Linked DNA regions of Homo sapiens: region 2 is linked to region 1. Evidence: chromatin loops called from intact Hi-C (ENCODE). Cell type or tissue: HCT116. All regions are shown on one strand. Each heading gives the region's core, and the rest is flanking DNA. Links, peaks and the distances in the headings are about the cores only. Region 1 has its middle 13 kb from the start of SLAMF7. Region 2 holds the start of LOC124900457 (small nucleolar RNA ACA64).

Region 1 (5,374 bases), core at 183-5,182:
GCCACTGGCCACTTATATCCTGAGCCTGTAAAAGCTGCAGGCACTCAACACCATTAACATCTTAATTCCTCAGATTCTTTAATTTCCTTTAAAATGCTCTAATTTTCTTTCTTTCTTTCTCTCTTTCTCTGTCTGTCTATCTATATCTATCTATCTATCTATCTATCTATCTATCTATCTATCTATCTATCTATCATCTATCTACCTATCTATCTGATGGAGTCCTGCTCTGTCTCCAGGCTGTAGTGCTGTGGCACGATCTCAGCTCACTGCAACCTTGGCCTCCCGGGTTCAAGCGATTCTCCTGCCTCAGCCTCCCGAGTAGCTGGGACTACAGGTGCGCACCAGCACCCCCAGCTAATTTTTGGATTTTTAGTAGAGACTGGGTTTCACCATGTTGGCCAGGATGGTCTTGATCTCTTGACCTCGTGATCCGCCCACCTTGGCCTCCCAAACTGCTGGGACTACAGGTGTGAGCCACTGCGCCTGGCCAAAATGCTCTAATTTTCTTTCTTCTTTTCTAGTAAATCTTTGTCAGTCTCATTTGCATATGCCTCATCCTTTGCCATCCCTTAAATGTTGGTATTACCAGGGGATTCCATCCCCAACCTCCTTTCACTTTACATATTCTTTCTGAGTAAGAATTTGTGTGCCATAATTATTTGCATGCTGGCACATAGCACAGGTCTCTCTCCTGAGCCCCAGATACATATATTCATCTGCCTCTTAGATATCTTAATCTTAATATATTCAAAACTGAACTTATCATCTCTCATGTCCCAACTTGTCCCTTATCCTATCCACTGATGCAACCACACAAGCCAGGAACCAGACTTTTCCTCTTCCCTCTTCCTTTACCCCCATATGCAACCAGGTATCAAGTTCTGCTCATTCTGACCCCTGCCCTTCACACCACCACCTCTGCTTCAGCCAAGTTGAGCAATAATGAAGGCCTTGGCTGGATCCCCCCAATAGCCTTAAAATGTCCCCCCTTGTTTGTGGTCTCATTCTCCTGTTTACCAGAATATTCTTTTTAAGTTGTGAACCACAGTATATCACTAATCTGCTCAAAACCCTTTAATTAGCTCCCTTCACGAGCCTTCAGGATAAAATCTAAACCCTTCATCATGTACACTAAAACATTAGTGATCTGGACCAGTCTGGAAACGGGACCTGCTTTCTGTATCCAGTCTTTATTTCAGCCACACTGAAATATCCTCATTTTCCTGAACTGGCCAAGTTCTTTGGGTAGCAAAGGTATAAAAATAAACCCTTTGGCCGGGCGCAGTGGCTCATGCCTGTAATCCCAGCACTTTGGGAGGCCGAGGCAGGAGAATCGCTTGAACCCAGGAGGTGGAGACTGCAGTAAGCCGATTGTGCCACTGCACTCCAGCCTGGCAACGGAGTGAGACTCCGTCTCAAAAAACAAACAAACAAACAAACAAACAAACAAACAAACAAAAAACCCTATTGTTATTTGATTTTTTTGTGTGTATAAAAAAAGATTTTACACATGTTCATTACAAAGACCTCCTCTGATCATACACAGTTTGCATTAGGCACCCTTTCTATGTGACACCACAGTTTCTCATTTTGCAGCTTCTCAATGTTTTGCTTCTCTGTTTTCTCCATGAGACTGTGAGTTGCTTAAGAGCAATATTATGACTTTCATTTCTACATCTCCAGATGCAGCTCAAGAAATATCCAACAGGGAGAAAGGAAGAGAAGTGGGGATGAGAAAAAAGGAGGAGAGAAATGGAGAATTTGGCTTCTGCCTCCACTAAAATGGCTCTCATCATGGCCAAGGTGGCTACTGACTACACAATTGCTAAATGAAATGGAAGCACTTTTTGTTAATCTGGATATAGTCTTGAAATTTTTGCTCTCAAATTTTGAGACCACCTTCTCCTTGCTATCTGACTGATCCTCCTTATTTTCCTCTTCAGGATCCCTTTTTTCTATTGTCTCTTAAATGTTAAATTTACCCTGGGAAATCGTCCTGAGTCCCTCGGGTCTTTTAGTCTCCCTGGGGAATGGCCTCCAAGCTGGAGCCTACTCAGGCAGTGTTGTACTGCCCCCTCCTGGTATAACTGAAAAGCAGGTTAGTCGCTCGCCACAGTTAACAAGAACGAGGCCTGGCACAAGAAAAGTGAATGTATTTCCAAAACAAGTCTGGGAGGAGGGCAGGAAGTATCCTCCTTTAAATGTGCCACTTTGCCTTTGGAGCAAAAAGTGAACACTTTTATAAGGTAAAGGAAGAAGTGAGCAAGGGCAGGGGGGTCTCCCTGCTACTGGGCAGTTAAATACTGAACAGTTGAGTTGGTGCCTTCCCGGGCAGAAGTAAGTTGTAAAAGTGACCAAATAGGCATGCTTTCCACATGCCTTTCTGAGGCAACCGCCCGAAGGGAGGAGTTCCATAAGGACATGCTTTGATCTGCAAATCAACAGATCTGTCTTGGAGCACATAGGTGAACTTGCCCTGTAGGGAGTGTCTGGTGAGAGGTTATTTTGCATTTCAGAAAGGGCTAAGTAGGGAGTAGAGGGAAAGGGAAAAAGAAAAAAGAAAAGGAAAAAAAAACACATAACAACAATTAAATTATCTCTTAGAATAATGGGGGCACTTGGTTACATTGGAACCAGTGATAAGCCAGCCAGGAATAGTAGTGGCCCTAGTCCTAGTGGGGTTGAAAATAGGTTTTATTATTCTATGCTGACTAAAACCTCAAATGACTCAGCAAAAACACTGGGCAGTAGACCTTCTGAACACTCACGACCGGAGGACTATAGTCCTCTGACTGGGCTCTTCAACCTCCATTTTCTTTTACCCTCTGGAACCTGGAGCTCAGAGGTGGCAGGTGTCATTTTTGCATCTTAGTTTTAGAGGTGGTGAATTCGTATGGGTTTGCAGCAACCTCAATTACTGTCTCTTCAGAAGAAAAAATTCAACCATGGGGCATAAGGCAGAGGGAGAGAGCAAGGCAAGCTTTAGAGTAGGAGTGAAAGCTTATTAAAAAGCTTTGGAGCTGGAATTAAAATCAAAATACATTTGGAAGCGGGTGGCTTGAGAGACCAAGTGCACTGTTTGACCTTTGACTTGGTGTTTTATATGTTAGCATGCTTCTGGGGTCTTGCATCCCTTCTCCCCTGATTCTTCCCTTGGGGTGGGCTGTCTGCACACGCAGTGGCCTGCTAGCCCTTCGGAGGGGCTGCGAGCACAGTGTGTTCACTGGAGTTGTATGCATGCTCACTTGAGGTGTTCTTCCCTTACCATTTGAGTGTTCCTAGAGGAAAGTGATATACCAGTTAAATGCTGCCATTTTGCCTTTTAGTACGCATGTGTGAGCCCACTCGCCCAACTCCTGAGATCTTAATGGGAAACTGCTGATCACCAGCTTTGGGTTTTGCTTTATCTGTTGGGAGACTGCCTTTCCCTCATGCTGGCTGTGACTATTATTTTAGAGAGACAGCTTAACAACTGTCTGACCATCACCTGATGGTTACCTGACATTCCTAGGGGGTATCCTCTCCTGCCCTGCTCATGTCTGCCTGACTACCTACTGTAACATTCCCCCCGTCAAGAGTCCAGTACCCCAAATTTTGGGGGAAAATGGACAAACACCAGTCTTCTGTAAACTGCTCCCTGCTCACAGAGGGCCGGTGGTTGTTGTTCTGTGAATCTTGGCCTCCTGCTAGCTGTTAGGGCAGGTGACTCTGTGGGTTCATGAAAGCAGTTTCCAGCCAAGTCCAACAGAGAAAGGGGCAGGATTTAACCTCTGTCATGTCCCACTAATGGGCAGTGTAAGGGTCCAGTGTAGAAGGATAACTCTTGAATGTTGAGAGGATGTATTCCTCACTGAGGATCATCTGGAGCTTGATGCCCTGGAGAGGAGACAAATCAGGTTATTAGATATAGAAGACATGGACCAAAAAGGACAAGTAGAGATGTCAAAATGAAACAAGGAGGTGAGGGCAGCTCCAAAAAATCTTGAGGCTGCTGACACATCCAGGTAGCTGGTGGTTACATTCATGCCTGCTAAGACTTGCATGCCTGGGGTTGCTAGCCAATTCCAACAAGTGCCCAGTGTAGGGGGCACACAACAACATATTCAAGCTTATGTACAAGGCATTTGAGGTTGAAAAAATAACTGAGGCACTGTGTGTGTGTTGTTTGTGCATGAGACTATAACTCCTTGACCCTGAAAACAGGACAAGGAGCAGAATGTGTGATAAGGGGCGCTGAACACAGCCTCCTAAGAAGGCGGTTTGAGTGCTTTTAGATGTAATAAACAAGGCCATATGTGCCTCATGTCACGACTGCAAAAAGCCACCTGGTGGATGTCTTTTGTTGGTCTGAATTGTAGTTTAACAAGCCTCTCAACAGACACTTGGTGGACAGATCTTGGAGCAGCACTCCCTCGAGGAGCTCCTCCCTGCCCCGTTCAGCTGTAATTGTCTCAATACTTATTTCTCGGCGTTCACTGCAGAGCAAGCTGCAAGTGGTGACTCCGATGTGATCGCCTTGAAATTACTCGTGGAGCAGGATGACATACCAATCTTCAGGGAATACCGATAAGGGACAGTCCTGACCCATTTTCTTTTCTTTTCTTTTTTCTTTTCTTTTTTTTTTTTTTTTTTTGAGATGGAGTTTCACTTTTGTTGCCCAGGCTGGAATGCAATGGCGTGATCTCGGCTCACCGCAACCTCTGCCTCCCAGGTTCAAGCAACTTTTCCTGCCTCAGCCCCCTGAGTAGCTGGGATAACAGGCATGCGCCACCACGCCTGGCTAATTTTTTTTGTATTTTTAGTAGAGACGGGGTTTCTCCATATTGGTCAGGCTGGTCTCGGACTCCTGATCTCAGGTGATCTGCCCGCCTCAGCCTCCCAAAGCGCCGGGATTACAGACATGAGCCACTGCGCCTGGCCAGTCCTGACCCGTTTTCAGGAGGACAGGACCTATGTGTATAATACCAGGGCTCGGGTTACCACGGGTGAGAAGTTGACCAAATAGCAGAAAGTATTTTTTAAAATGGTGAGACAATTGCTTAAGGCTATCCAGTGCACCAGAGAGTCTGAAGCTTTGCATACGCTTACGCTTTTAGTTCGGCAGGAATGCCCTTGGTTCCCTAATCAAGGAATATTAGACTTAAAGTCATGGGAGCAGGTGGGTGGTTGCCTGAAAAGGGGATTTGAGCAGGGCCATTTTACTAATGTTACCATTTTGACCACCTGGAGTATGATCTGCGTTATACCCCCTTTATATGTCAGATCGTGGTAAGTCAGACCGCCCATTTTCTCCACCTGAAGGGAATTCAGAAATTTTAAAGAGAAAAGAAAAACAGGAACAAGAACAACAGGGAGGAGCTCCTCCCCCCAC
Region 2 (5,374 bases), core at 93-5,092, 410 kb before region 1:
CTTTTTTCTTTCTTTCTTTCTTTTTTTTTAAGACAGAATCTCGCTCTGTCACCCAGGCTGGAGTGCAGTGGCGCAATCTCGGCTCACTGAAACTTCCACCTCCCAGGTTCAAGTGACTATCTCGCCTCAGCCTCCTGAGTAGCTGGGACTACAGGTGCCCACCACCACGCCCGGCTAAGTTTTTGTATTTTTAGTAGAGATGGGGTTTCACCATTTGGTCAGGCTAGTCTCCAACTCCTGACCTCAAGCAATCCACCTGCCTCAGTCTCCCAAAGTGCTGGGATTAAAGGTTTGAGCCATGGTGCCCGGAATGCTTTGTGACATTTTAAATTATCACTCAGGTCAAAATATTTTCTAACTCCAATTGTGATTTATTTTGTGGGTCATTTAAAAATGTATTCAGCACACTACAGCCTTAAACTCCTGGAATCAAGGGATCCTCTGGCCTCCAAGTAGCTGGGACTGCAGGCATGTGTCATTGTGCCCGGCTGTATTTAACTTGTAAACATAGGGACTTCCCAGTTACCTTTTTGTTACTGATTCTAGCCTCACTGTAATGTAGGCAAGAAACATACTTTGCATCATTTGAAGCCTTTGAAATTTGTTGAAACTTGCTTTATAGAACAATCTGGTCAGTTTCTTAAATGTTCCAAATGTGCTTGAACATGTGCTTTGTAATTTGAAGTCGTTGGGTATAGTGGACTCTATACGCTTGTTGAATCAAATTTACTGCTCGTGTTATTTAAATTTTCTATATCCTTGCTGATTTTTTCTTATTCTTTCTCTTTTTTTTTTTTTTTTTTTTTAGAGAAAGAGTTGGTCTCATTTTGTCTCTCAGGTTGAAGTACAGTGGTGCCATCATAGCTCACTGCAGCCTCAACCTCCTGGGGTCATGTAATCGTCCCACCTCAGCCTCCTGGGTAGCTGGGACTATAGGCATGCACAACCATGCTCAGCATATTTTTTTTTTTTTTTTGAGACGGAGTCTTGCTCTTGTCACCCATGCTAGAGAGCAGTGGCGCGATCTTGGCTCACTGCAACCTCCGCCTCCCGGGTTTAAGCTATTCTCCTGCCTCAGCCTCCTGAGTAGCTGGGATTACAGGTGCCCGCCACCACACCCAGCTAATTTTTGTACTTTTAGTAGAGACGGGGTTTCGCCATGTTGGCCAGGCTGGTCTCGAATTCCTGAACTCAGGCCCGCCCCGGCCTCCCAAAGTGTTGGGAATTACAGGCGTGACCCACCGCGCCCGCCCCTAATTTTTTTTTTTTTTGTAGAAATGAGGGTCTCCCTATGCTGCCCAGGCTGGTCTTGAACTCCGGCCTCATGCAATCCTCCCATCTCAGCCTCCCAAAGTGCTGGGATTACAGGCATCAGCTACTGCACCTGGCCCTGACTTTTTCTATCAGTTCTGAAAGAAGTATACTCTATTAATTGAGAGAGGTGTGCTAAATCTCCTACGATGATTGTGAACTTGTCTATTTTTCCTTGTAGCTCGGTGCTGTATATTATTTGAGGTTTTGTTAAGTGCATACAAATTTAGAAATGTTTTCCGGCGTTGGTTGAAAATCACCCCCGGTTTTGGCCGTGGCCGCGGGTGAAATTCGGCGCGCAAGAGCCTCCGGGGGCCTCAGCTCACCGCGTGCTGCCGCCATGTGCGACGGTGAAACCCAGGCCCCGACAGGGGCCGCGGCCTCCCCCCGGGTGTGGCTGCTCGCGTGGTCTGACCCCTGACTCCTGACCCCGGCTGCAGACCCCTAACCCTATTTTTCTCTCCGCAGGACACTGGTCCTCCTACGCCTGAGACCGACGTTGCCAGGACCGCAGGGTCAGGGGGACTTGGCTGTCCCCCGTCTTTCAAATAAAGCTGTTTGTCTAAAATAAATAAATAAATAAATAAATAAATAAATAAATAAATAAATTTATTTTTTAACTTCCTGGTGAATTAAACTTATTGGTATAAAATGTCCTTATTTCTAGTAATGCTTTTTGCCTTCAAGTCAACTGTGTCTGATTTTAACATAAGCTTCTTTTGGTTTATGTTGCATAGCTTATCTTTTCCTATAATTTTACTTTCAACCTTTTGATAACCTTATTATTGTTTATTTATTTATTTATTTAATTTATTTATTTTTGAGACAGAGTCTTGCTCTGTTGCCCAGGCTGGAGTGCAGTTGTGCGATCTCGGCTCACTGCAAGCTCTGCCTCCTGGGTTCATGCCATTCTCCTGCCTCAGCCTCCTGAGTAGCTGGGACTACAGGCGCCCGCCACCACGCCCCGCTAATTTTTGTGTTTTTAGTAGAGATGGGGTTTCACCTTGTTAGCCAGGATGGTCTCGATCACCTGACCTCGTGATCTGCCCGCCTCGGCCTCCCAAAGTGCTGGGGTTACAGGCGTTAGCCACTGCGCCCGGCCTATTGTTATTTATTTATTTAAAAAAAAATTTTTTTTTGAGACGGAGTCTCGCTCTATCACCCAGGCTGTAGTGCGGTGGCACAATCTCAGCTCACTGCAACCTCTGCCTCCCGGGTTCAAATGATTCTCCTGCCTCAGCCTCCTGAGTAGCTAGGATTACAGGCACGGGCCACCACACCCGGCTAATTTTTGTATTTTTAGTAGAGACGGGGTTTCACCATGTTGGTCAGGCTGGTCTCGAACTCCTGACCTCAAGAGATCCACCTGCCTTGGCCTCCCAAAGTGCTGCAATTATAGGCATGAACCACCACGCCCAGCCTGTTATGTTATTTGAAAAAGAATGGTCTGGAATATAAGAGCATTTTTACTTAATTGAACAACCACCCAAAGAAAAATTGGTTAATTCTCTAATTAACTGGTGGGATTGGTGAGACAGGGTTGTTTTATGTTACGGTCTTTGGAATAACCAATGACTTGGAAAAAGTCATCCCCATGGGGGCAGCAAAGAGTCATTGATAAAGAGCCTGCTGAATTTCTGAAACCTGGTGAAACTTGTTATATATAATACAATAATAAATATTAGGTAACATTTATCCAGCACTAGGCCCTGTGCAACACTTTCTATACATCATTTAATATAATCATTAAAACAATGATCTGTAAGGTGGATGTTATATTTCTTTCACAGATAAGAAAACAAGTTTAGAGAAGTTAAGGAACTTGCCTGTCATATTAGTGAGGGTCAGAGCTGGGGAATGAAGAAAAGGGAACAGGTTGAGGCGACTTGAACAGCAGATCACTAGGATTCAGCAACTGATTGTGGTCCCTACTCCTTTTTTCTTTTTCTTTTTTTTTTTTGAGGCAGCAGGGTCTGGCTCTGTCACCCAGGTTGGAGTGCAGTGGTGCGATCTTGGCTCACTGCAACCTCGGCTTTCCAGGCTCAAGTGATCCTTCCACCTCAGCCTTCTGAGTAGCTGGAACTATAAGCACATGCCACCATGCCTAATTTTTGTATTTTTTTCTGTAGAGACAGGGTTTGGCCATGTTACCCAGGCTGGTCTTGAACTCCTGGACTCAAGCAATCCACCCGCCTCAGCCTCTCAAAGTCCTGGGACTGCAGGTATGAGCCACCATGTGTGGCCGAGGTCCCTACTCTTTTATTCGGGAGCCATAGAAGCCAGAACTGCAATAAATTCTAGTTCTGGACTTAGAGCTAGGTTCCAAGCTGAACTGAAATTAGGAGGAGCCAGTAGTATAATGCCTGGATGAAAATGAGTAACTGGGGCAGCTTAGAGTTAATAGGAAACCAAGAATAGAGCAGATCATCAGGTCAGCAAGTCCCTGCAGAGTAAAGCAGAAGAGTAAAGCCCTGGTAGGGACACAGGGATCCGAGTGGCCCTGGAAGAGTCAAGAGGATACTTGTGACAAGGGGCTAGTGCTAGCAAGATAGAGACTTCTTAAGGGAATATCTGGTTTGAAAAGATTAATCTGGCAGACCTGGGAAGGAACATGGACTAGGACAAGCAGCCTTAATAGAGTATTCAGATCAAGAAAGAGAACAGATCTGCTTTACTCTAAACTGGTACTACCACTGACTTGTAAAAAAATATTTAGTAGGGACATGTGGCTATGATGTGTTGACCCAGAGAGAAAAAACAGAACCAATACATGGAAGTTACAAAGAGATTTATCTAAGGATAGTAAAAAGGCCTTTCTAATTACTGAGAATTACAGGGAGTTGAAAACTACAGTTAAGGACACAGTGGAAATGTGAGCCTGTGGATAGCTGAAGGGTTCCAGGTTACAGATTCCAGTGAAGGAAGAGGTAACTGTGGGAGTAGTGTTTTGATAAGTAGAAAAGGATGGGCATCAGGATAGAGCTGAAGGGGCCAGTCTTTGAAAGCTGGAGGGATGTTTTCTCAGCTGAGGAAGAGACAGGAACTAATGTAAAGGAAGAAACATAACAAGCAGAGGACTTCCGCAAGAGAATTCTACACAGGGTTCTCAATCTTCTCAGAGGAAGTTCCCCCAAGTTTTTAGTTGAATTAAGGAGAGGGTGGTTCATAAGGCAAGAGATGAAGTTTTTGTTTTAACTGTACAGATGATGTATAGTTTAAGCTAAGGAGGAACAGCAGTCTAGCTATAGCTAACAAAAAACTCTAAACTGTTTGAAATATTTTTTTCTCAGTGATGGACATGAGGGTGCCCATCTCTACACAGGAGGTCCCTTTGGCTTAGCTCAGGAAATCTGCACAGCTCTCTTTGTTGGCGTTACGATCTTAGGACTTCATGTTGAAAGAGTGAACTTCCAGGGCTCCCCAAGCAGAAAATATCCCTCCAAATAAACTGACTAGTTTAGGAACAGCTGGCCAGGCAACTGTCCCAATGTTTGGAATTTGGAAAATTTGGTCATTGAAGTCTGGCCCCAGGGAAAAGAACTGAGTTCTGTGAGTCCTGCAGGGGAAGACAGATTACTTTGGAAGGCCTAATGAAGGCAAATCTCAGCCCTTCCTTCACCTTTCCATTCTTTTTTTTTGAGACAGAGTTCAATTCTGTTGCCCAGGCTGGAGTACAGTGGCGTGATCTTGGCTTACTGCAACTTCCACCTCTCAGGTTCAAGCAATTCTCCTGCCTCAGACTCCCGAGTAGCTGGGATTACAAGTGCATGCCACCACACCCAGCTAATTTGTTTATTTTTTAGTAGAGATGGCGTTTCAACATGTTGGCCAGGCTGGTCTCGAACTCCTGACCTCAAGTGATCCTCCTGCCTCAGCCTCCCAAAGTGCTGGGATTACAGGCATGAGCCACCGTGCCTGGCTAAGCTTTCCATTCTCAGTGAAGAAAGTGATCTGTTCTCTTCCCCATTGGTTGCAATAAGCAGACTGGACATCATACTATGACTAGAAAAGGCAATCCTCAGCTTTCTCTAATCCTCTGAATGGAATTGGGTTAGGTTTGGAG

What was found. Peaks named below come from ENCODE experiments on the same cell type or tissue, not always from the same donor. Only the 100,000 strongest peaks of a DNase experiment are listed, where the experiment ranks them.
Region 2: it touches region 1 in a loop (5-fold over the local background); 9 of 110 quality-filtered maps call a loop at or near these places.

What each region holds. Positions count from the first base shown.
Region 1 is chr1:160,723,702-160,729,075 of GRCh38, reverse strand. No RefSeq gene overlaps it. Among named protein-coding and RNA genes, the nearest start is that of SLAMF7, 13 kb to the left of the region's middle. RefSeq lists enhancers at 1,783-1,832, 1,873-1,972, 1,564-2,307, 2,683-2,832, 2,308-3,050. In HCT116, for the core only: a CTCF peak has its summit at 2,078 (motif pointing left); DNase peaks (open chromatin) are centred at 2,075, 2,385 and 2,731; H3K27ac peaks cover 619 bases.
Region 2 is chr1:161,137,518-161,142,891 of GRCh38, reverse strand. It overlaps LOC112543491 (linc-UFC1), which reads right to left. Exons shown (of 1, transcript NR_156734.1): 1 at 4,950-5,374. LOC124900457 (small nucleolar RNA ACA64) reads left to right here and starts at 1,556; the gene lies at 1,556-1,684. In HCT116, for the core only: a CTCF peak has its summit at 2,887; a DNase peak (open chromatin) is centred at 2,891.